Linked DNA regions of Mus musculus: all the other regions are linked to region 1. Evidence: chromatin loops called from intact Hi-C (ENCODE). Cell type or tissue: heart. All regions are shown on one strand. Links, peaks and the distances in the headings refer to the core of each region. The heading gives the core; the rest is flanking DNA.

Region 1 (4,341 bases), core at 160-4,159:
GACTTTCCAGAATACTCAGATGTATCTAGCCACTGTTCAAACCCATACTGCACAGGGGGACCCAGATCACCCTACAGGCTGCCACACAGAGGCCACACAGAGGTCTTCAGCCTCTGTACTGACAAGCCTTGGAGACCAAATTTTGTTCTTATTTTCTCTGGAGCACAGATATAGAAATGCCCTTCTGAAGCTGCCAGAATGAAAACTGGCAAGTGACAGAGTTGAGGGACACTGAGGACAGTCAAAAGGGCAGGGCAGGGACAAGCCCATGCTTCTGAAGTTTCTTAGGCAAGGTGTGATTGTCCAAGCTTGCTGGGAAGCTAAACTGAGTTTGAGGGCAGCCTGGGCTACAGAGAAGATCCTGTTGGAGAGTCTTTAGGTATCAGTCTCTGGAATGTCCTTTCTATAAACAAAATGCCTCCATATTGTAAAGAGAATCTGGTGGGAGGGAAGGAGGCAGCAAGGGAGGGAGGAAGATTAAGCACTTTGCCAGGGCTTGTAGCCTGTATTCTGTTTAAACCCTAAGAAGCCAGTGCTGAATTCAAGACTGGTTCCTAAGGTCTCTAGATAAACTGCATCCCTATAGAGCTGCACCTTTGACTTCTGTGCAGTGAAGTAAAACCACAGCCCAGGAATTTGTTGGGTGAAACAGGAGCAGGTGATTCCCTAATGGAGCAGAATATAAGACACCCCCTCGCTGCTGCTGCTGCTGCTGCTGCTGCTGCTGCTGCTGCTACTGCTGGCCTCATCATCCTGGTCAATTCAGGAACGACACAGGGACCTCTTACCACAGAGAAATGATTCGACTTTTCCTTGTATAATGAGGATCATGCTTTTTTACTTCTTTCCCTTGCTGCTAGGAAGCTCAGAGGCAAATTTCAAGTTCTCCTTTAATAAACTGTGTGTTGTCCCACATGCACACCAGAGCTCTTGTTTTCTTCTCATCTTGGCTCTGGATTCTGATTTCAATTTTATGCAGCCTTAAGTTTTTACACAGCATTTACATGCTTGTTGTAAGTACTCTCACAAAGCATCCCCAAACCTTAGCAGACTAAAGTAAAGCATGCGTGACATTAAAAAAAAAATAATAATTTACCTGGGATGAGCTTTCATCTGTTGTACCCATGCAGATTCTTTAGTGCTTTGAATTCTATTGCTTTAAAAAAAAACTGAAGAAAAATCAAGACACCATCTGGCTGTCTTTAGAAAGACAGAGGTAGTTTAGGTCTTTGATCTGCTCTGCACATGGGCTGAGAGAGGGAGAGAGGACCAATCTCCCTGACACAGACAATCGTTCGCTTTATTAAACAAGTGTCTTGTATTACACACAGAGAGCATGCATTATGTGGATGCTCTCGGGGAAGTCAGAATGGAAAGTAGATATTGAGGGTAAGGAGACTCAGGTTTGAAACATTCACGTCCCAGCTGTTTCTAATAAAGTCCTCTAAATGCGAGCGTATTTCCACAACATACACTAATGCAACTGTAACTGCCCCGAGATGGTTTATTCTTAAAAAAAAAAAAGCATACATATTATCAGGAATAATTGTGCAATGGAGAGTCCATAGGAACTGCAGGTTACCGCCCTGGAGACAGGTCACTTTACACTTGTCTTAGTTGTTATCATGCAGGACCTAGACAGTTTTTCACTGTTGACCTAGTAATAAAGTCCTGACTATAGAAAAAGAAGAAAAAGGGTGGGGGAGATAGAGAACCTCACTACTGGGAAAACCAAAAAGGTCATTGGGGGGTTGCAAATGAAAATGAAGGTGTGGCAAAGGGCTCTCTCCAGCTTACTGTGTGGGGAAGTGGGAACTTCACTGGGAAAGATCCCTCAGCTGGAGGGGACTGGGTCTTGGTCAGGCTCAGTTAATCCTGAGGTTAGCCTTCACACCAGGGTTAGGAATCCTTGTTAACATTTGTCCAGGTTCCCCCTCAGGTTGCCTTTTTCATTTCCCACCGTCTTCCTCTGCCCATGTGGAGGCTTCCATTTCAACAATGGCTTTTACATTTCTGTAAAAAAAAAGGGGGGGGATAGATATGGGGGTATTATCTTAATGGAGGTCAGGTAGAATAGTGAAAGGGCAGGCCCTTCTCTGTCCTGAGAACTAGGGGCCTTCTCCATCCTAACAAAAGGCATCCATCTACAGAGCTTCCCTTGCAGCGGGGCTTGGATTTCTGGGGCGTCCTAGGGCTGCAGCGGCTGCGAGGTGAAGGGTTCTGATTGCCACCCAGAATTGGACACAGGTACAGCCTGGGTCTGCAGGGAGTCCCAGGTAAAACTGCTCCCTTAACAGTCGGGCTTATGGCTATGCCACCAACGGTCCCCAGAGGGCGCCCTGGGCCCGGACCCTGCTTTCAGGCCAGGCCCGCGAGCTGCCAGCAATGGGAATAGTAGGGGACTCCAGCGAGAAGAGGCCACTGCTGCCCCAGGCCAAGGAGGGTGGGAAACAGCCACCCAGCAGAATAGTTGACAGACTTTCTGCCACCACTTCCTTACCTCCCTACCCCCCACCTGGATATATTGTCTCATCACCGCCCAACCCGCCAGCCAGGCTGGGATTATTATTCAGCCTGATGCAGGGGTTGTGGCTGGAATGCCTTTGGGTCTTGCCATAAACACTTGCCTAAATCGTGAAGCACGCGAAGGACAGGGCACCATTCCCTCCCGCCATCCAGAAACGCTCTGGATTCCTTGCTTTGTGCTAAGGCCCACAGGCCAAGGTGTTACTGCTTGTGTCAGGCCGAGCGGCGGCGTGAAGCAGGCGAGGGCAACGGCACTAAATGCCTATGCCGGTCCGGAGCTGCCTAGCTAGGGCCAAGCTCTTCCGTTTTAGTCTCAGACCTCCGCGGATGAAGCTGTGGACATGCAGCACTAGAGAGCAGCCCGCTCACCAGTGCCCGTGTCGCCAGGCCCGACCACTGGGACACTTCTCTTACAGGTTGAGTTTTCAACTCAGTATTTTGAACCAATTTTTCATTTTTAGGGAATTCTTAGTTCAAATGTGCAAAAGGCTCAACAAGTCCTCCTTTTACCCCTGCACTGCGTTTCTTTTCCCGCTTTCCCGAGGTCACTGAGGTTGACCTAGAATTCGCAACTGACTGCACGCCAGCCAAGGCTCTGTTTACTAAGTCACCGTCACCTCTTAGCGTAAGGGACGCGCTTCTCCGGATCCAGATCTTCCTGATGGTTTTGCCCTGCGCTGTTAGCTGTGCGCCCTTGCCATTGGGCTAGGGAAGCGCCGACCCGTTCGGAAGTGTAACGCAGGGCTGGCTTTGGAGCTCCGTGGACAGACGGGCGCTAGTGACAGACCCCAGAAGGAGGAAGCCTATACCCACCGAGCACACTGTACGCCGGGCGCCGAGATGGCCGCGACCCCCTGCGGCCTCCAAGAGCCACGGGGTCCTCTCGGGCTCCGGGGCCCGGCTCTCGAACAGGTGCGCGGTTCAAGGCCAGGGGGCGGGACCACCCTCTGTCCCAGCGGGTCAAACACCCAGAGGCCAGAGGTCAGCTTCCAGCTCTGGGAGAAGGGGTGCGGGCTAAGTGGAAGTCTGGCTGTTGGATTGGGAAGTGTGCTTTGAGGAGTGGAGGCTCCAGCAGGCAGCTCAGGGATTGGCCGCACCGAGCTCAGCTCCCCAGAAGGCCTCCCCCGGCTTTGCAAAAAGGGCTTACTGGAAAGAGCAGAAAAGAATTTGCCTTTCACGGGACAAGGCCAGCAGAGGGATGGGTGGAGAACTTCGGCTTGCATTCCTTCAACACTTCCCTCTCCTCTCCCTTTCGAGCCCCTTTTCGGTTTTACACACAACACCTGGGAGAACTGTTAATGGCGAATTAGTTAGGGGTCGCTTAGGCGTGGCCAGGAGTTTCTTCCCTCCCGGCCCCCGCGCATCACGCCCCTTCCACGGATGACTTGAACTCTGCATCCCGTCTGTCCGATCCCTATTTGGGCCGCGGCTTCCGAGCCGCGCTCACCGCCTAGGCGCGCCTAGGCGCGGCTGCAAGTGGGCGCACCACACGCACCGTGATTTATGAACCAGAGGCTCACGAGAACCCGACGCTTCGGCTGGGTTAATTTTTGTCATTGTTCCTCATCAGGTTGAGATAGTTTGAAGTTTGAGGCGGGTTTTATTTATCACCCCGCACATTTGAAATACAGTCGGACATAAAAATAACTGACTCTGGAACTCTGGCGCAATATTGGAACCGTCGGGGAATAATTTGGCTAACTGACTTGGACATTTCACCTTCTAAACAGAAATGCAGCTCTCAGTCAAACTGTAAATCAGAATGTCTTCAGCAGTGGTGGGAGTGGGGGGAGGGAGGGGAGGCACCAATACCAG
Region 2 (4,341 bases), core at 136-4,135, 100 kb before region 1:
GACAGAGGCCCAGATTTGATCTGGAGAAGTCACCTAACATTTCTGTTTTTCATTTCCTCACCCATGATATGAGTAATGAACTCATGGTCAATTTATCTTATAGGGTGTCCAGCTCTGTGACAAGAAAAAATACTCTGGGGCAGTTTCTATTGTCCTACCTACAGTAGTGTCTATTTATGTAAAGCTTCAAAGAGATGCAGGGTTCAATAATTAGACTAGTGGGTTCAGATAATCTCCTGAATGTTTCTACTCTGGGCAAAGCATGTATTTTCATTGTGGTCACAAAGTGTCTGTGTGTTGTTTACTTGATATTTGTTTTGAGAATGACCAACAGGACATAGTCCACAGTCTTCCTTTCCTCTTCCAACAGTCAAGCATTTGAGCCTCCACCCTCACAGTTTGGAGAAGGCCAGGGCCCAGGTCACAAAAGACAGATTTGGTGTTTTGCAGCTATAGCCAGCTTTGTAACCTATCTCCCAGGAACAGATGGCAACGCCTGCAAGTATTGCGGTTATCCACTTGAATGATAGCAAGAGGTGCTGTTAAGTCCTCAGTGCAGCTAGCCCTCCTACCCCAACAGCCTCTATCCGATCCTCAATGGCAGTGGTGAGACACTGGGGAAGCTGGATATAAGTATCTGTTGGGCAATGACAGTGTGTCTCTAAAGCTTGCTCGCCAGCCCATTTGTGAATGTGGAGAATTTGTTTGACTTTGGAATTCCAGTCATGCTTTGGCTCATTTGTATCATCGATTTAATAGACCCAGTGGTGTTGGTCTCTTTATTTACACTAAGCTAGCCTGCAGTGAATAAGGCAGCAGATAACTTTGATATCACATTGAATTGTAGTCAAGTAAAATTCACCTTGATCTAAGCAATACCTCTTTGAATTTCTTTACAGTGAGTCTCTGCAGTTTTGTTCTGAGTCTGGGATGGGTAAGTCTCTGTTTAGGAGTCGACACATATTAGTCTATCTTGAAGATACCATACAAGAAAGCTTCCTCAACTCTGGTTAAGGAATTCTGATCAACAAGAGAGCAGAGGAACAAAAACAGAATGTAAGGGATGAAGAAGGATCGTTGTCTCGGTAAATGAGGAGACTGCTATTGAACTGGATGGTCCAGAAGAAATGCAAAGGAGGCTGAGAATTCCTGTATTAATTTAATAGCCTAGATAACAACCCAGGTGCAATATGTTTAGAAGGAAATCCTTTCCTGTAATCATCAAAATATAATACAGAATAAGAATAATAATCAGATAGCTCAAATTATGTAGCAAATAAAGTACTACTCACAGTATTCTTCATTTTATCCTTATTTTCCATTGGGTTGTAATATCTTTACCATTCTTGAAATAATGGTAACAGGAGCAGACCTGCTGGGAATTCCACTGTGTTAAGAGAGCTTTCTTAAATTTCTCTGGAATTAAACGATATTGAAGAAATGCCTCCAATGAGAAACCAGTATTTATTCCCATACAGTGATAATATATCTTTAAGTTTTTTTTCTTTCTTTTCTATCTCCTTAACATTGACAGCATGACTGATGAATTTGGTAGTTTGAGAAATCTCCCAGGCAATGACATCATGTGTAATTTGTCCCCTGGGTACTCAGGGAAGTCTAAGTCCTCATGCACACTTAAGCATCATGAGGCCTCACTTGAAATGGGAGTATTCTCCAAAATAAACAAGTTGAAACATTCTTGTCTCTCAATTCGGATTCTTCCCCTGCAGTTTTAAAGTTTGGAATAGGTTGCTATAATACTCTGATTTACATTTACAACTACTCAATGATGAAGGAAGGAAGGAAGGAAGAAAGGAAGGAAGGAAGGAAGGAAGGGAGGGAGGGAGGGAGGGAGGAAGGAAGGAAGGAAGGAAGGAAGGAAGGAAGGAAGGAAGGAAGGAAGGAAGGAAAAATGAAAGAAGAAAAGTCCGTCTTGTGCACTGGGTATCCCCATGTGTTTTTTTCCTGGGTGCCTGATGGAGTGAGTCCCTTACATTGATTTTCTGTTGCCAGCGACTGAAGTACCTACTAATGCTTTCTGGCTCTGAAGGACTTGAGCAGTATTGGCTACATGTGTTTACCATTATCCTCAGAACTGTCAGAGCCTTTCCTCCAGTGGAGGCATGCATGGAAACAGGCCAGAATGCACGGGAACACAGTTCCGGCACTGAAATTAGCAACCGGACAACATTCCCAGGGAAGTGGCTGAGTTCATTTCTGGCAGAAATCCCATGGCTGCTGGTACAAAATGAAATGGAGGAAACACAAAGGATAAAACCTATCTGGGGAAACGAAGAGGACACAATATGTATGGTTTGCTCTAGGATTTCGGGACTTGGGTGACTTCTAATTTCAAAATGGCAAAATGTTTTTCTGAACCTGGATTTACATGAGGGTTTAATAGATAAGACTGGCAACCTTTTGACTTTTGAAGAGGATTTTGAGAGTTTAATCCCCTTGTGGTAGCAGGATTTGAAAGCCATCACTAAGGCTGAATTGAATTGTAGTTATTATATGCCCCCCCCCCCCAGTTACATAGATTCACCAAACAAAAACTGGAAAATAGGAAGAAGAAAGTTTCCCCAAGAACTATGAAGAATCTCTTAAAACCTGAAGAATCATAGAGACATATTAAAAATCTATAACATTTCTCTCCCTATTCAACTTTATTATAGCATAGTATGTATGTTCAAATGAAACTGTATTTACAACCTGAAATGTGATGTTTTGATATAGGTATACTTTTTCAACTGTTCGTATCAAGATACTGACTGAATCAACACTCAAGTAACTTGTTTTTTTGGTTTTTATTTTATTTTATTTTATTTCATATATTTGATTGTTTTGATTGCATGTATATCTGTGCACCACATGCATGCCTGGTGCCCATGGAGGACAAAAGAGGGAGTCTAATTGCTGAAACTGGAGTTATAGATGATTGTGAGGTGCCAGAGCTGGGAATCAAACTCAGGTCCTCTGGAAGAACGGCCAGTGCTATTAATCATGGAGCCATCTCTCTCGACCCTCAAATATTTTCTTTGATGGTTAAAATGCTTAAAATCTGGCTCATAATTTTAAAATTTCTTGCTGGCTGTTTTTGGCGTTTTGTTTTTAATGCATAGATTCTTGGATTCAGATCACGGGGCCTATAAAAAGCTGGGCATGGAAGTTTGCCTGTAACCCTAGTCCTGGGGAGAATAGACAAGAGGTTTGATGAAGGTGGCTGACCACCAGCCTACCTCCTGATTCACTGAGAGATGCTCTTACAGGAATAAGATGGAGACTGATATAGATATACCCAGCGTTTGCCTTTGATCTGAACACACGGTCACAGGTACTAACACTTGTGTGCACTCACCACACACACACACACACACACACACATTTAATATCCTTTCTTTAAAATTTTTTCAAATAAACATTACTATGGGCATCTGCTGTACAACAGATCTCCTTAGTTGCCTTCTCCCCTCTAACAGAAATGTTGTATCTTTGTATCAAAACCTCTCCAATCCTGCTAACCTTCCTATGAGCTTCTGTTGGTCTCACAGCATTGTTTAGAGCAGCCGTTCTCAACCTGTGGGTTGCAACCCCTTTGGCAAACCTCTGTCTCCTAAAAATGTTCACATTATGATTCATAACAGTAGCCAAATTACATTTATGAAGTAGTAATGACAGTCATTTTATGCTTGGGTGTCAGCACAACCTGAGGAACTCTGTTAAAAGGGGCTGCAGCATTAGAACGGTTGAGAACCACTGGTCTCAAAGAATGCTGAGACCTTGTTCTTTTTAATATCTTTTCTGTAGTAGCCCTATAGCTTCAGGTTTTACATATCATCCACTTTGAGTTGATGTTCATGTGGCATGTAACAGTCCACGTTGGTTCTCCCATGTGTAGATCTTAACTTCCTCAACCCTTGTGTGTATTAAGATCTAATTTCTTATGTTCTTTTCAGGCTCAAGTAGGTTGTTAGGTAAGTATAAAATATGATCTCCATTTGCATTCATGAGACTATATTAAAGCATTGAAATATCACAGAGGGGATTCAAAAGTTTCTGGGAACTAAGAAAGTTATACAATTCCACAAATAGCTAATTATGAAACCTAATGTATCTTTAGGCTTTCAGATTAAACTAGCTATACTGTGTATTTGTATTAATCATGTACTATTTCATTATTCCATTTAAGTTGAACAATGATCATTAAAATAGGTTTTATTATCCCTTAAGAGACACGGAAATTAAAGCACAAATCATGGTGAAGGAATCCAGTGCAAAGCCACGACCTGAGCCCAAGCTGAATGACTTTGAAGGATCATTAAGACCAAAACCCCATTCTTT
Region 3 (4,341 bases), core at 192-4,191, 350 kb before region 1:
AAAACCCATAAAGTAGTAGCAGACCCAAAGATTCCAAATTGATTCAGGTTGATCTTATTAATAAACTCATGCATAGGCATTCCTTGAGGAGGAACCCGTGTGCTCTGGAAGCATTTTATGGAGCAGAATTTTGCAATCATGGGGCATGTGGCAAGAGCTAGAATATGGACAGGGGAGAGAGATTGTCTATAGGACCAAGTTCCAAGATGACCAAGGGACTTTAAGAAAAGGGGTCCTCTGCTCCTGTAAGCCCCAAGCTATTGCCAAGGCCATTGTCTGCTCTCTAAAAGCTAACAGTAAAGCCCTATTGCTGAAGATAACATCTACACAAGTCCTTTAACATGGAGAAATTGAGCTATTTCCTACCTGGGGCCTATACTCCTATGGACTAGTGTTCATGGTCCACTACTGAAGGAAATGATAAACACCTACCTAGCTACAAACTGTTTGCTCTACAATGATAACCTGCCTGCAAGATGCACTAGTGCACTAGTGGCACAAAGCATTTGGGGTAACCAAACAATTGGTTTTAAAGTCCACTCCATGAGATGAAAACCATCCCTGACACAGCTTGGGTGACTAAGAACTCGAGACCAGATATATCAGGAACCTAGGGGAAAACGCTACTGTTTTGCTAAAGGAACATGGCCATAAAATGATTCCTAAAAGCATTCTGCTATACTTAGGTCAGTGCCTTGCTCAGCCATCATCAGAGAAGCTTCCTCCTGCAATAGATTGGAATACAGAGACCCACAGCTGGACAATGTGCAGAGAGTGCGGGACCTCAGAACACTCACTCCAAATGGTATATCCCATCAAATTGCTCTCCTCAGGGCTCAGGGAATCCTGTGGAAGAGAAGGTGGAAAGATTGTAAGAGCGAGAGAGGATGGAGGACACCAAGGAAACAAAGCCCTCTAAATCAACAGGACCAGATCGACAAACATACTAACTCACAGAGGCTATGGCAGCATGCACATGTCCAATGAGTTTAAGCCAGATGGGACCCCAGTGCTGAGAGGGGAACTGGATACAAACCTCAATCTCTAATCCAGAAGCCATATCCAATTGATAAACATTCTCGAATAAAAATTATTTCTCTCCAACAGAGTCTCACTGGGGTTACAAACCACTCTTAAGGGCAGGACACATGCCCAGCAGTAGATGGCCAATGCAGCATGAATCCAGTGACATCTTTGGGGGTTCTTTGTCTCATAATGTTTTGTCAGGGTTTTAAAATGATTTTTAACCTTATAGGTTATAAATATATATATATATATATATATATATATATACACACACACACACATACACACATATATACACATACACACAAACATATATGTATAAATGTGTGTATCTATAATATATATGTATATATAATATATATATGATATATAGGCTTCCAGTTTTGTGTTTTTATGGGAGACATGTGTGTACAAAGACATGTGTCTGTGTCTATATGTTTCTCTTTTTTTTAATCACTCTTTTCCTTTTGTTTATTTGTTTGTTAAGTCCTACTTCCGTTTATTTGTTCTAGATTATCTTATCATTCTTTAGATGCCTGTTTCCTAAGGAGAGAAATTATATGGATTCAGATGGGAGGGAAGGTGAGAAGGAACTGGGAGGAGCTTGGGGAGAGGGAACCATAAGTAGAATATATTATATGAAGAAAATATACTTTCAATTAAAAACTAGAAAAGAAAGAAGAAAAAGAAAGAAAGAAGGAAAGAAAGAGAAAGAAAGAAAGAAAGAAAGAAAGAAAGAAAGAAAGAAAGAAAGAAAGGAAGGAAGGAAGGAAGGAAGGAAGGAAGACAGGAAGAAAGACAGGAAGACACAAAGAAGGGATTTCCAAGAGTAGAGGAAAAGGAACAAGATTATTTCATTTAAATTGATGGAGTTTTACATGTGCAGGACAAGCGATTTGGAGAGATTATACAATGAAATAAGTAACATAGATTGTGGTTTTAAAAGTAGTCACTTTTAAACGTTAGACATAGTATGTTTTATGCTGTGTGTATTTTAGCAAAATAAAAATAAAAGATGAGGGTTCCCATTTGAGATTGCCTCATTGTCTTTGCTTCATAAAAAATATCAGGTATTAATGAATTGTTATTAATTTGCTTTGTTTGTTCTATGAGAAGTTTCAGTATTTCTGAAACAAATGTGAGGAATTATTTTAGTGAATGAATTAAAAATATAGACCCTGAAATCTGATGCTTCTGGCTCTGCATATACTTGTTGCTTGCTGCCCATATTACACTGGGAAGATTCCTATCAGCCTCAACTCCTTGACCTGGTGCTTGCTGAGGCAGTTACACTACACGGAGCTTCTCAAGTGCCTGGGGCATATTAGGTGATAAACAAATTAGCCTTTATTGTCCATAGTCTCATGTCAGGAGTTTGAGCCCTATTTCAACATTTGTGTTTTATTTTTTAAATTCCAAATGGGACCCTTGTTTTTTAAAGTCACAAGGGGAAAAAATAAACTGCTTGGGACAAGGAGTTGGGGCTGAGTAGTCAGATAGTAGTTGGAGGTAGACTTGCTTGAGAAGAGAGAAGGGGAATGAGAGATCAGGATCCCGACTGAAGGAGAACAACCAGGATGGAGAACAGTAGACATCAGAGGACAGTGGCCTGAGCATAGGGCCAGCGGACAGAGGAAGCTGACATGGAGAGAGCCTGGCTCCTAAGTGTTCTCTGGAGGCTCTGAAAAAAACTCTCTTGGAGTTTGGAAACCGTTTTGTTGATGTGCTGACAGCTAAGGTTAGAGTGGAGTTTCCTTTAGAAAGTCCCAAGAGTGTTGGAAATGAACTCTGACCAAAAATTTTAGTTTTAGTTTAACTTCTTCCTGCTTAGCAGTAAGTATTGGCTTTTGGGTTAAGGGGTAAGGGTTCTTACTCAATCTTTTTTATTCTATTTATTTATTTATTTATTTATTTATTTATTTATTTATTTATTTATTGGCTACATGATACACATATTCAGAAAAAGGAGAATCTGACAGGTTAGAAGAAACATGTATCAGGGAGCAGATTATCCCAGTGATGGCCTATGTTTGCATAGTTAACAAGGAGCAGAGTCCAGCACATCTGGCTGGTGTGGAGATTAAGTGTGGCGGAGACGGATGTGAAAAAAATCAATGCTCTTTATGTTTGGCACCATCGCGCAGCTGGTGACAGAAACTTGGGGTAGAGCAAGCATTTGAGAAAACAAGATGGACGCCATCCAAAAGTCAACTCCAACCTCAAAAATTCCAAGTAAGTGATTGGAGGAAGCATCTGGCAGGGGCGTTTTCACTTAACCTTGGAAACCTATAAAACAGCATCTCTAGTAAGCTATTGCATGGTTTCTAATTACAGATGGTTTTTCTGTTATTCAGTTACTCTGTCAGCTGGTCACAATAGACGTATGTAGTAGGCAATAAGTTAAGACCCTTCCTTCCATGCGACTTCACAGAGGGGAACGCCACGGTCAAGCCAACTCACTGGACATAAGGCAGCATAGAGATGTCCCAGGAGGCGAGATGCTGGCAAATGTAAAGAGTACTCTGAGAGAAGAACAGCAAGGTGACAGCAACCCCTTTGCCAAATTGGTTCAAATCATAAGCAGTGTGTGCTGTCATGGGGCTAGAATAATTAAAGTCAGGGGAATTTGTGTCACATGTCAGTGATCTTAAATGTCTGCCTTACTAAAATAGCTTTCATTAAATGCTCAGAAAATTCTAAGAGAGGCACATAAGTGCTCTAATCCTTCTTAAGTATACTGAGGCTACAGGTGCTTTCTGTAGATGTGGGAGGTATATGCAAACAATCACCTGATCATGAGGCATGGAGGTAGGTGTTTCTCAGGTATTGACAGTGATGCACGATGAAGATTCCAGTCAGGAGTCAAGACAGGTCAGGGCTAAGACTATATAAGGTGACTCCGACTCCCTTCTTTCCCCTTCGGCTTCTGACACCCCTTGGCTTTAGTGATCCGGTGACTTAGAATCATTGATGTTGGTAGCAATGAGCCTGCCTGCATTCAGTGTTAGATTTGAATTCAGGGCCCAGAGCATGGAAAACTGTTTAAGCGGGGCTACCCTTGTGTCTTCAGGGGATGCTGAGTGGGCTCTGTGACCTGGGACTCTGGGTGGGCTCTGTGTCTTCCAGAGGCCTCTTTCATGCCACATCTTCTCTCCAAATATATCCCTTGTGTGAGTGGGGAGCCACAAATACAGACTCCCTGTGAGCCATAACATTTATTTCTCCTTTATCACTATATTTATAGGCCATGCCATCAGTTTAATTTAGGTGTGGAAAACCCTAAAGAAATCACCTTATGATATTATCTCTGGTTTA
Region 4 (4,341 bases), core at 191-4,190, 110 kb before region 1:
GTTTCAGGATGCTTGGGAGTCATTTACTTCGGAGAAAATATTTCTCTGTATTAACTGCTCTGAAATATGCACTACTCTGCCCGTTTTAAGGATGAAAATCCCATTTATTTGTCTTCACATAATTATGCTAAAGCATAAAAAGATCCTAGAGCATTATGTTTTCTTAAAGCGAATCTACCCTTTTCAAATAGTTTTATTTTACACATACACACACACATACACACACACATGTGAGCATGCATGCACAGATATGCACATACACAGGCACATACACACATGTGTGCTGAGGTTAGAGGAGTCAGTTCTGTTCCTCCACCATGCGGTTCCAGAGCTCAGACTCACAACATCAAGCCTATGGACCAGTGCTTTTATCCAAAGCTGTCTTTCTGGTCTCCCCTTTTGAATATTTTTACTCTGAGATATTAGATAAATATTTATGTGTAAGCATCACAAATATCAACGTAAATTTGGGTCAAACAAGTAAAAACAAAGTTAATGGCACCATTTCTGAAATGCTATGTGGGTCTATACATTGACCTGTGAGCACCTTGTAAGGCAGTAAAATTTCTATTTGGCTATATTCACTAATGCCACTATGTGCCTTCTGAAGAAAGTCTGCTTCTCATCCTACAGGCTCCAGTATTAGCAATAAAGATATAGATCTAGAACTTATTTATTTATTTGATTTACGTTTCAAATGTTATCCGCTTTCCCAGTTTCCCCTCTGCAAACAACCTATCCCATTCCCCCCTATGATGGTTCTCCCCTACCCACCTACCCACTCCTGATTCACTGCCCTAGCATTCCTCTACACTGGGGTATTGAGCCTCTTCTCCCATTAATGCCAGATAAAACCCCTTCAGCTCCTTCAGTCCTTCCCCTCACTCCTTCATTGGGGTTCCTGTGCTCAGTCCGATGGTTGGCTACGAGCCTCTGCCTCTTTATTGGTCAGGACACATTAGATATGATATGTGTTCGATAATCCTTTTAACTCTACCTGGTCCTTCTGAAGAAATCAGAAACACCAGATGCAAAGTAACTTCCCTAACTCACACCACTTATTAGTGGTTAGAGAAGAGAGAAGCCAGCTGTGTCCTGGAAACTGCATTCCCAGCTTCCTCCTCTATGGCCTAGCTGACCACAGCTCAGGCTTTCAAGAGGCTGCAGTGAACAGGGAGAAGGAGTTGAACTGCTATATCTAGTTTCACCACCCCAACCCCTGAAAACCCAGCAATAACAACAGTAAAGGGATTTCTTTTAAAGACACATTCAGAAAGAGGAGGAAATGGGATGTGGATGGTATCAATAAAATGGAGGAAGCTGGACACAGGACATGGGAATTAAGACGTGTTGAATATGAATTCAAGCAGGAAAACCTACCTGTGACCCATGAAAGCCCCAGGATCACCTTTGTCTCCACAGCGGGTGATGCTAGATGCTCTGGGCTGGGTGCAAGGGAGGAATGTTGGGAATCTGTTGAGAAACTGATTCTAGATCTGCCTGGAAGCGTTCTCTCAATTTCAACTTTCCTCGACGTCAAAGAATTATGTCTGTGCTCGAAAGAATCATTAAAATCATTCAAACTCAGTGTTTTAAATGACAGTTTCAATTTCTTTCATAAATACCATTTCACACTCATGAGAATGGTTAAAATATAAGACTGACAGAGCCAAGCATTCGTGGGGATGCTAAAAAGACCAGAGCTCTTGTATTATGTGTGTAGACCTATAAAATAGCAACATTGCTTAGGAGAACTGTTGGAGAGTTTTCTGGAAATTTAGACTTACATTCACCCTATCATCAACCAATTCGACTCCTGGGTATTTATACAAGAAAAAAAAATGAAGGTGCATGTCCATGAACAGATTTACAGAATCTGTTTCTGTCAACTGTGTTTAGACTTGCCAGAAGTGGGAAATCACCAGAATTTCCATCAGCAGGAGGATAACAGAGACACACTGTGACCCCAGGAGAACACTCGGTGATAATAAGAAGGAGTGAATCACCTGTGTTCATGACCATCTGATGGCTCTCAAGAACGGTGTTGAGTTTCCAGTGCCAGACAGAGTCACGTGTACTATGTAGTTGTTTTAACCTGAAACCCAGGAGCTTCAAATAAATATTTGGGGATAGAGTCAGACAATAGATCTCTCTAGGACAGAAGAGGATGGCCAGGAAGGAGTGTTCAGGAATCTATACAGATAGTAGAATATCTCGTTAAGGGTGGTATTTTGGTAAGTATGCAAAACTTTCAAAGCTCATGGAATGAAATGACAGTAATTGATTCTTTACGTTGTATACACTTATGGGTTATTGATTTTTTAAGCATTACAAGTGACATGAACAACTTGGCAGATTCTAGGATCACCTAGGAGACAAATTTCTCAGCATGTCTCTGAGAGAGCCTCAGGGTAAATGAATAAAAGGAAGTGAGGGGCCTATCAGCATTTGTCATTTTCTGCCTCCTGACTCTGGATGTAATGTGACCAACTGCCCCATATTCTTACTGCCATACCTTCTGAGCCATGATGAACTACATCCTTAAACTGTGAGCCAGAATCCTTAAACTGTAACACCATCCCTCCCCGGTCTTTCTTTCTTTGACTTCTGTCAGACACTCTGTTACAGCAAAAAGGTAACTAATTCATACTAATACCAAAATCACAGCGCACCTAGAGATCTTTACCTAATATATATATATATATATATATTTAATGTTAAGTTTTAGAAACTTCCCATGAGCTTTATATAAACCAGTTAATTCCGTTCTTGTGTTTCCTTGAGTTGACATTTGTAATACATCAAATTTATAGCCGAGGAAATGAGGCCTATAAAGAAAAAAAAACTTGCCCAAAGTTACACAGTGAGTCAGAGACAGGGCTGAGATTTGAACCCAGGAACTTACCTTCAGATTTTGTAAACTATGCTCTTGCACTGTGTGACCCCTTGATGCCTGAGAAATTGTGGAGGTAATAAAGAAAATAAGGTTGACGATACAGGCATTCAAATAATGAAAGAACCTGACAAGTTTTGCTAGAGTGGAGTTTGATTAGCTCTTAGGGACTGGGCTCTTGACAAGTGTGACTGAGACAATGGGCAAACAAGTTCTTTCTCTCCTTCTTCCTTGACAATGGATGGCATTGTTTGTTCAGGAAGAGGAGAGGCCTGGATACTATCTTCTCAGGTGCCCTGACAATGATAGGTTACGTGACACACTCCAACTTAAAAGAAAACAGAAGCTAAAGCTTTCAACTGTTTTAGTAGAGTTTGGGTCCTATAGACATGACCTTCCTGTCTGGGACTTCAACATGATGCTGAATGCAAAGTAACCACAGTGCAAGCAAGAGGATGAAAATTATATGCTATGTATATGAGAATGAAGATAAGAAGCTGAGGTCCTCACTGCCCTGGGAGCCCCTACCTCAGCCCAGGACGGCTTATCACCAGACGTCTTATAACATGAGAAGCAGAGAGTTCTTTGGTCAAATTACTATATAGTTTAAAATTAATGAATTTTATGCTTGAATTCTCTTACTTGTGGGTAGTATTAAAGCTTGTGAACAAGCAACAGATAACAGACCACTTCTGCAAATCAGTTGAACATACATGTTCACGATACTTCTTTCTCTGCCACAGTTTGTGATAAAGAGGCATTTATGGGCACTAGTTTTTTTTGCTAACAGTTACAAAAGATTTTTCTGTTAACGATTTATTTCTGAAATGATAAGGTACATTATCAATTGACAATTAAAAATTGTCAAAAATGGTTGACTGTTTTTGTTTTGAAGACATAAAATGGTTGACATTAATTTTTGCCATGTCTTTTTTAAAAGCCAGTTTTATTAATAAGAAATAATGCAAATACTTAGTACTTGTTGCATATTTGTGCCACTGGTCAATGTTTTGAATGCTGTGTTTCATTCAACTTCATGCTCATAAAAGTTATTTGCAGGGACATCATTGTTTGAAATATTTAACAAAAATCCAGGCATAGTCCAAAATGCCTTTTATTCTGACACTCAGGAAGCAGAGGCAGGTGCATCTCTTTGAGTTTAAGGCCAGCCTAGTCTACACAGTGAGTTACACAAAAAGTCAGAACTACACAGTGAGACCCTGCTTCATAAAACACAACCAATAGCTATTATAAATATTTTTAAATGGATCACAGTGATTGCGCAATAGCATATGACAGCAAGCCACAGTTTGCAATTTACAGCCAGATACAAAGTCTTCCTAACATCACTCATGAGTCAGACTTCCAGCTATTGCTTAGGACTTGGCCAAAGGCTGACACAAACTTAGAGTTGATGACATCCATAAATTTTGTCTTCAAAACTGAAA
Region 5 (4,341 bases), core at 76-4,075, 320 kb after region 1:
GGAATAAAACTACTGCTCCCTTGCGTGCCTCTGCTGTTAGGGAAAGGAAAGCCCTGGGAACACACATCTCTTCTTGCCTTTGTTGTTCAAGGACAGAGATTTGCCCCTTAAGTGGGTATTGTTCTCTTTAATGTGGAGTACCTTAAAATGGCTTTACTGAATCAATATGTTTTTTGAAGTGTAAACCTTCTATTCTGGCTTTCCAAATCATTTTCTCGATGCCTTAGAAGTTATTGAAGCAGCATGAAATTTGGCTCAGTGAAAATAGCCGTCAACATCTGTGATACATGCTTTATGTTGTACTTTTTAGTTTCCGCAGCCTACCCATGAAAATTCAACTTTGCGCTGTGAAAGTTAACTTTGACTTCCTCACTGACTGTATATATGGAAAAGTTTTTTTGTTCACATAACCATGGTGTGGAAACAGAAAATCAAAGGGGGACCAAGTTTGATTTTCTAGGAAAAAGTCCATACACACTTATAAAAAGAGAATTTGAAAGTAGACACCCTTGCTTAATTCTATGTTCAAATGAAACCCATCAGACCCTCTGGCTTTCATTCATTATTTTGAAATTATAGACAAATACTTTCTGTACTTAGCAGATGTTGCATCAGGAACTCATTTCCAATATATGATATTAAATGTATGTAGTCATCTCAACAACAAGGGCCCTTTCTCAGAATCAGGCATGTAAGAGGTTTTTTCCTATAAGAGTACTTGATTTTCTTTTAGCATGTATATACTTCTGTAGAAAATAACATTTTTCAATATTTAAACATTAGATTTAGCATCTTATATCTGCTGATATTAAAGTATTATTAAAGAGTCCTAGAATTACATCATATATTTTTAGAAATACAAAATTAATTCAAGTAGAGCTGATATATTTATACTTTCTAGTGAGTTTAAAATCTGAACATGAAAAAATGATGATTGTGTCCAATTAGTTTTATATCATATCTGATATTTATCTATTTATACATAGGGAATATTTTTAAAACATTTTATAGTTAGGGTTAAAATATTTTTATATCTTTAGAAGTTTAGTTGGTTAACAAAACTACCGTGGGTAGCTAGCTCATCATGACATTTTACTTCTAACAGGCTCTTAGAGTCATAGAGAATAGCATGCACAGTAATTAATGAGCAGATTATTAAAGAACTTATGACCAGAGCAATCAACACTCGGGCTTTCTCCGCGTATTCAATGATTGGGGCCAGCATCCCGATCTGTGTGATATGTAAGTCAAGAGAAAAGATGAGTAACGTCAGGCAGAGAAAGTGCGATCCTACTTGTGTGCATGAGGTTTTATATCTTTTAAAAGTATAGAGATGAAACGGACTCCTTGAAAGTTCAAATTTGTACAGATTTTTTTAATTTACTACAAAAAAATTTCAGGAAAAAAAATTAATTCTAACTGAAATTGCGACAGCCTTACCACTCCTTTAGTCCTAAACCTTTATTTCTGTCACCTGTATAAACATACTTGAGATAGCTAAGAATACAAGTACCCAACCGACTTTTAATTACTTCGTTATTTTCATCAGTGCTGTCGGCCGGACGTTTTTTAATGTAAATATTTTACATGTACAGTGAGAAAGAGCCTGAGAATAAGATTCTTGTAGCTGGAGCTGTTGAATCCGGGCCTCGCAGCGCCACCCTATGGCAGACCTAGTGAAGCACACCATGGTTTCCTGGTCCCTGCGGACTAGCTTTATTCTCTGGGCCCATTTAAAACATCAATTCTCAACAACTTCATTTTCTGCGTGAGCGGCTGAGTGGTTGCTGACTTTAGAAATCCGTTTGAATCATTCCTACTATGACATAAAGAACTGCCCCCTCCACAACCCAACCCCAGAAAGAGCAAAAGATGTGAGGAGATTTGAGTAAATGAATCCTGCCACAACAAAGAACGCCTTGTGAGCTGAGCCAGGACTCCAAACTACCAGCGAAATTATCAGCTACAGTAACTAACCACCAAGACTATTCATAATGTTTTCTATATCGTTACTTTGCAAGGAATCATAAGTTTGAACAACTGCCAAGAGGAATAAACAAAAATAAATACAATTAACGTCTCTTAGATGTCAAATCAGAATTTGCATGTGTGGGCTATTACATCTAGCAAAAAGGAGAAACACCAGAGGATGGGATGGAAATTGGAACCAATGCAAATAAAATGCACTTCGAAATGGAAATTAAAATCCTTTATGGATTAAAGACAGATTTTTATTTGTTGGGGTTTGGGGTTTGTTGTTTTTGTTTTTACAGCAGCACATGTCTCCCTTCCCAACAGATCCCAATTATATAGAGCAAAAATGTCATTATTACCTTTCCAGTGGTCCTTCTAAAGCTATTTTTAGGTTACATGAAATGATGTCACTGAAATTGTACCTGTCACTTCCGTATCCACCACTTCAGAGCAGACATGTTTTCATAACACTAACTCCACGGCTGCTTGCATAACAAAAAGAGTAATGTTCCAATTTCAATATTAGTGAATTCTAAACACACACACACACACTCGCTCCACAAGGGAAAATGTAGGCAAATGTCACCAGCCCAAGACTGAGCTCTCCACAAAAGGAAACTCTGGAACAAGAGAATTTAGAGTCTCGGCCAACGTTTCTGAACCCTCACGACCCCTCCCTTGCTGGCAAAAAAAAAAAAAAAAAAAAAATCTTCCAACTTAACAAACAACTTTTGGAGGTATAATGGGGGTGAAAGCAGCATCGATTGGAGGATGAGACACAGTTCTGTGAAAAAAGTTCAAATAGTGCAAAATTCTCCAGGGAAAACATTGGAAATGTGCACAGAGCAACCATTAAATGGCTCTCCTCCTCCCAGCCAGTCCTCCTCCAGGGACCACGGTCTGCAGGACCGCCACTGTCCTCTCGGTCGGGGCTTCTTAATTTCAGGATAGCAATGATAGCTAATCAGGTCAGTGAGCCGAGCTGCCGATGCTCTCTCCAGGCTGTGAAGGAATTGTCTGCAAGTTTTAAAGATGGCTCACGAAAATGTTTCATGTAGCTACATTTTTGTGTGAAGGCTCAGCAATGGACACACACACACACAGGGACACACAAACACATGCAGGGATACACAAACACATGCAAATGAACATCCTGTCAAAGGAAAAGACAGTATGAAACAAATGGACATCTTAAGACTTCACATTTCATCTTTAACATTACATTTTCACAAATTATACACTATAACAAATAGAATATACATCATGAAACAAAAACATCTTTTCAATACTTCACACTCCAGCTTAACACTGCTATATTTTTCACAAAGTACAGAATGTAGAAAATATGAAGGTTTTTATAAAACATTTATTGTATAAAGAATAATAAATAACACTGAGTAAGAATTGCAATGCAGTTATACTTCAGAAGCCCCCACCACCACCATCCCTCAGTATTTTATCTCCATTCCCACCTTGCCCTCTGTGATATTCATTTCCCTTTTAAAACAACAATTCCACCATCTATGTGACGATTAACGGAATGATTTCACATGATTTTATCTGCTGCCCTTTAGAAGAAGCCCATTTTCTCAAGGGTGGGACTTTCAGAGAGGCCGTGAGCAGCCTCTTCTCTCTCCTAGCCGAGATTCATGTTTCCCAGGGTACACAGCCCCTCCACAAGTAAGTGTCTAAGTGGTCCTGATTCCAGCTTGTTAAACTGTGGAGGGCTGTGTGTGTGTGTGTGTGTGTGTGTGTGTGTGTGTGTGTGTGTGTGTGTTAACCACCAGGGTCTTCTGTGGATCTAGGATCAGTCCTGAGTGTAGGCTGCCATAAGGTGGCTGGGCAGCTCTAATGAGTGACTTCAAGACATGAGACCCATCATCCTGTTACCTTGATTCCTAAAGCTAGAATCATCCCTTTGATCTAAGGCTGTGTTTGAGAGCAAGTAACCGTGGGACAGGCATCCTGTTCTGCTGTACCAACTCTGTACTCATGACGATAATAAAGCTATAGCTTGGTTTCTAGGATCTTGATCTACAGGAGAAAGTGAAGCTATGGCAACAGAGGGATCTCTTCACAGGAACTCTTGAAGACCTGCAATTGACAACTGTTAACAGCCACACTGGCTAAAAGTAGAAAGTGCTTTGAATTTCAGCCAGCCTGCCCGCAAGGACCAGTGTTTCCATACTGGATGGTGGGGACAGAGGCTGGCTTCCCAACACAGGTGGCACGACACCAAGTTTCCTCCCCAGATTTCTTTCTGGGGTTTCATTGTTAAAGAAATGCCAATAACTTATGAAGAAGGTAGGCGTGGAAACCAGTGTGAGGGGAAGATCACTGAAAGAAGCAGCTGCCAGTGCTTTGACA

What was found. Hi-C counts contacts between places; a loop is a spot of excess contacts. Peaks named below come from ENCODE experiments on the same cell type or tissue, not always from the same donor. Only the 100,000 strongest peaks of a DNase experiment are listed, where the experiment ranks them.
Region 2: a loop joins it to region 1, with 2.9 times the contacts of the local background. A loop is called at or near these places in 5 of 42 quality-filtered maps.
Region 3: it touches region 1 in a loop (3-fold over the local background); 8 of 42 quality-filtered maps call a loop at or near these places.
Region 4: a loop joins it to region 1, with 2.4 times the contacts of the local background. A loop is called at or near these places in 5 of 42 quality-filtered maps.
Region 5: a loop joins it to region 1, with 2.9 times the contacts of the local background. A loop is called at or near these places in 11 of 42 quality-filtered maps.

What each region holds. Positions count from the first base shown.
Region 1 is chr9:87,738,856-87,743,196 of GRCm38, reverse strand. Gm36767 (a long non-coding RNA gene) reads right to left here and starts at 3,813. Exons shown (of 3, transcript XR_379684.3): 1 at 3,340-3,813; 2 at 1,097-2,013. In heart, for the core only: a CTCF peak has its summit at 2,321 (motif pointing right); DNase peaks (open chromatin) are centred at 2,356 and 3,476; H3K4me3 peaks cover 1,847 bases; H3K27ac peaks cover 1,294 bases; H3K27me3 peaks cover 3,196 bases.
Region 2 is chr9:87,841,909-87,846,249 of GRCm38, reverse strand. No RefSeq gene overlaps it. Among named protein-coding and RNA genes, the nearest start is that of Gm25528, 45 kb to the left of the region's middle. In heart, for the core only: no CTCF peak of the experiment used is centred there; a DNase peak (open chromatin) is centred at 2,159; H3K27me3 peaks cover 2,559 bases.
Region 3 is chr9:88,084,454-88,088,794 of GRCm38, reverse strand. No RefSeq gene overlaps it. Among named protein-coding and RNA genes, the nearest start is that of Gm23176, 65 kb to the right of the region's middle. In heart, for the core only: no CTCF peak of the experiment used is centred there; DNase peaks (open chromatin) are centred at 2,674 and 3,204; H3K27me3 peaks cover 1,972 bases.
Region 4 is chr9:87,850,208-87,854,548 of GRCm38, reverse strand. No RefSeq gene overlaps it. Among named protein-coding and RNA genes, the nearest start is that of Gm25528, 36 kb to the left of the region's middle. In heart, for the core only: no CTCF peak of the experiment used is centred there; no DNase peak of the experiment used is centred there; H3K27me3 peaks cover 2,860 bases.
Region 5 is chr9:87,416,917-87,421,257 of GRCm38, reverse strand. No RefSeq gene overlaps it. Among named protein-coding and RNA genes, the nearest start is that of Cep162, 160 kb to the right of the region's middle. In heart, for the core only: a CTCF peak has its summit at 1,666; no DNase peak of the experiment used is centred there.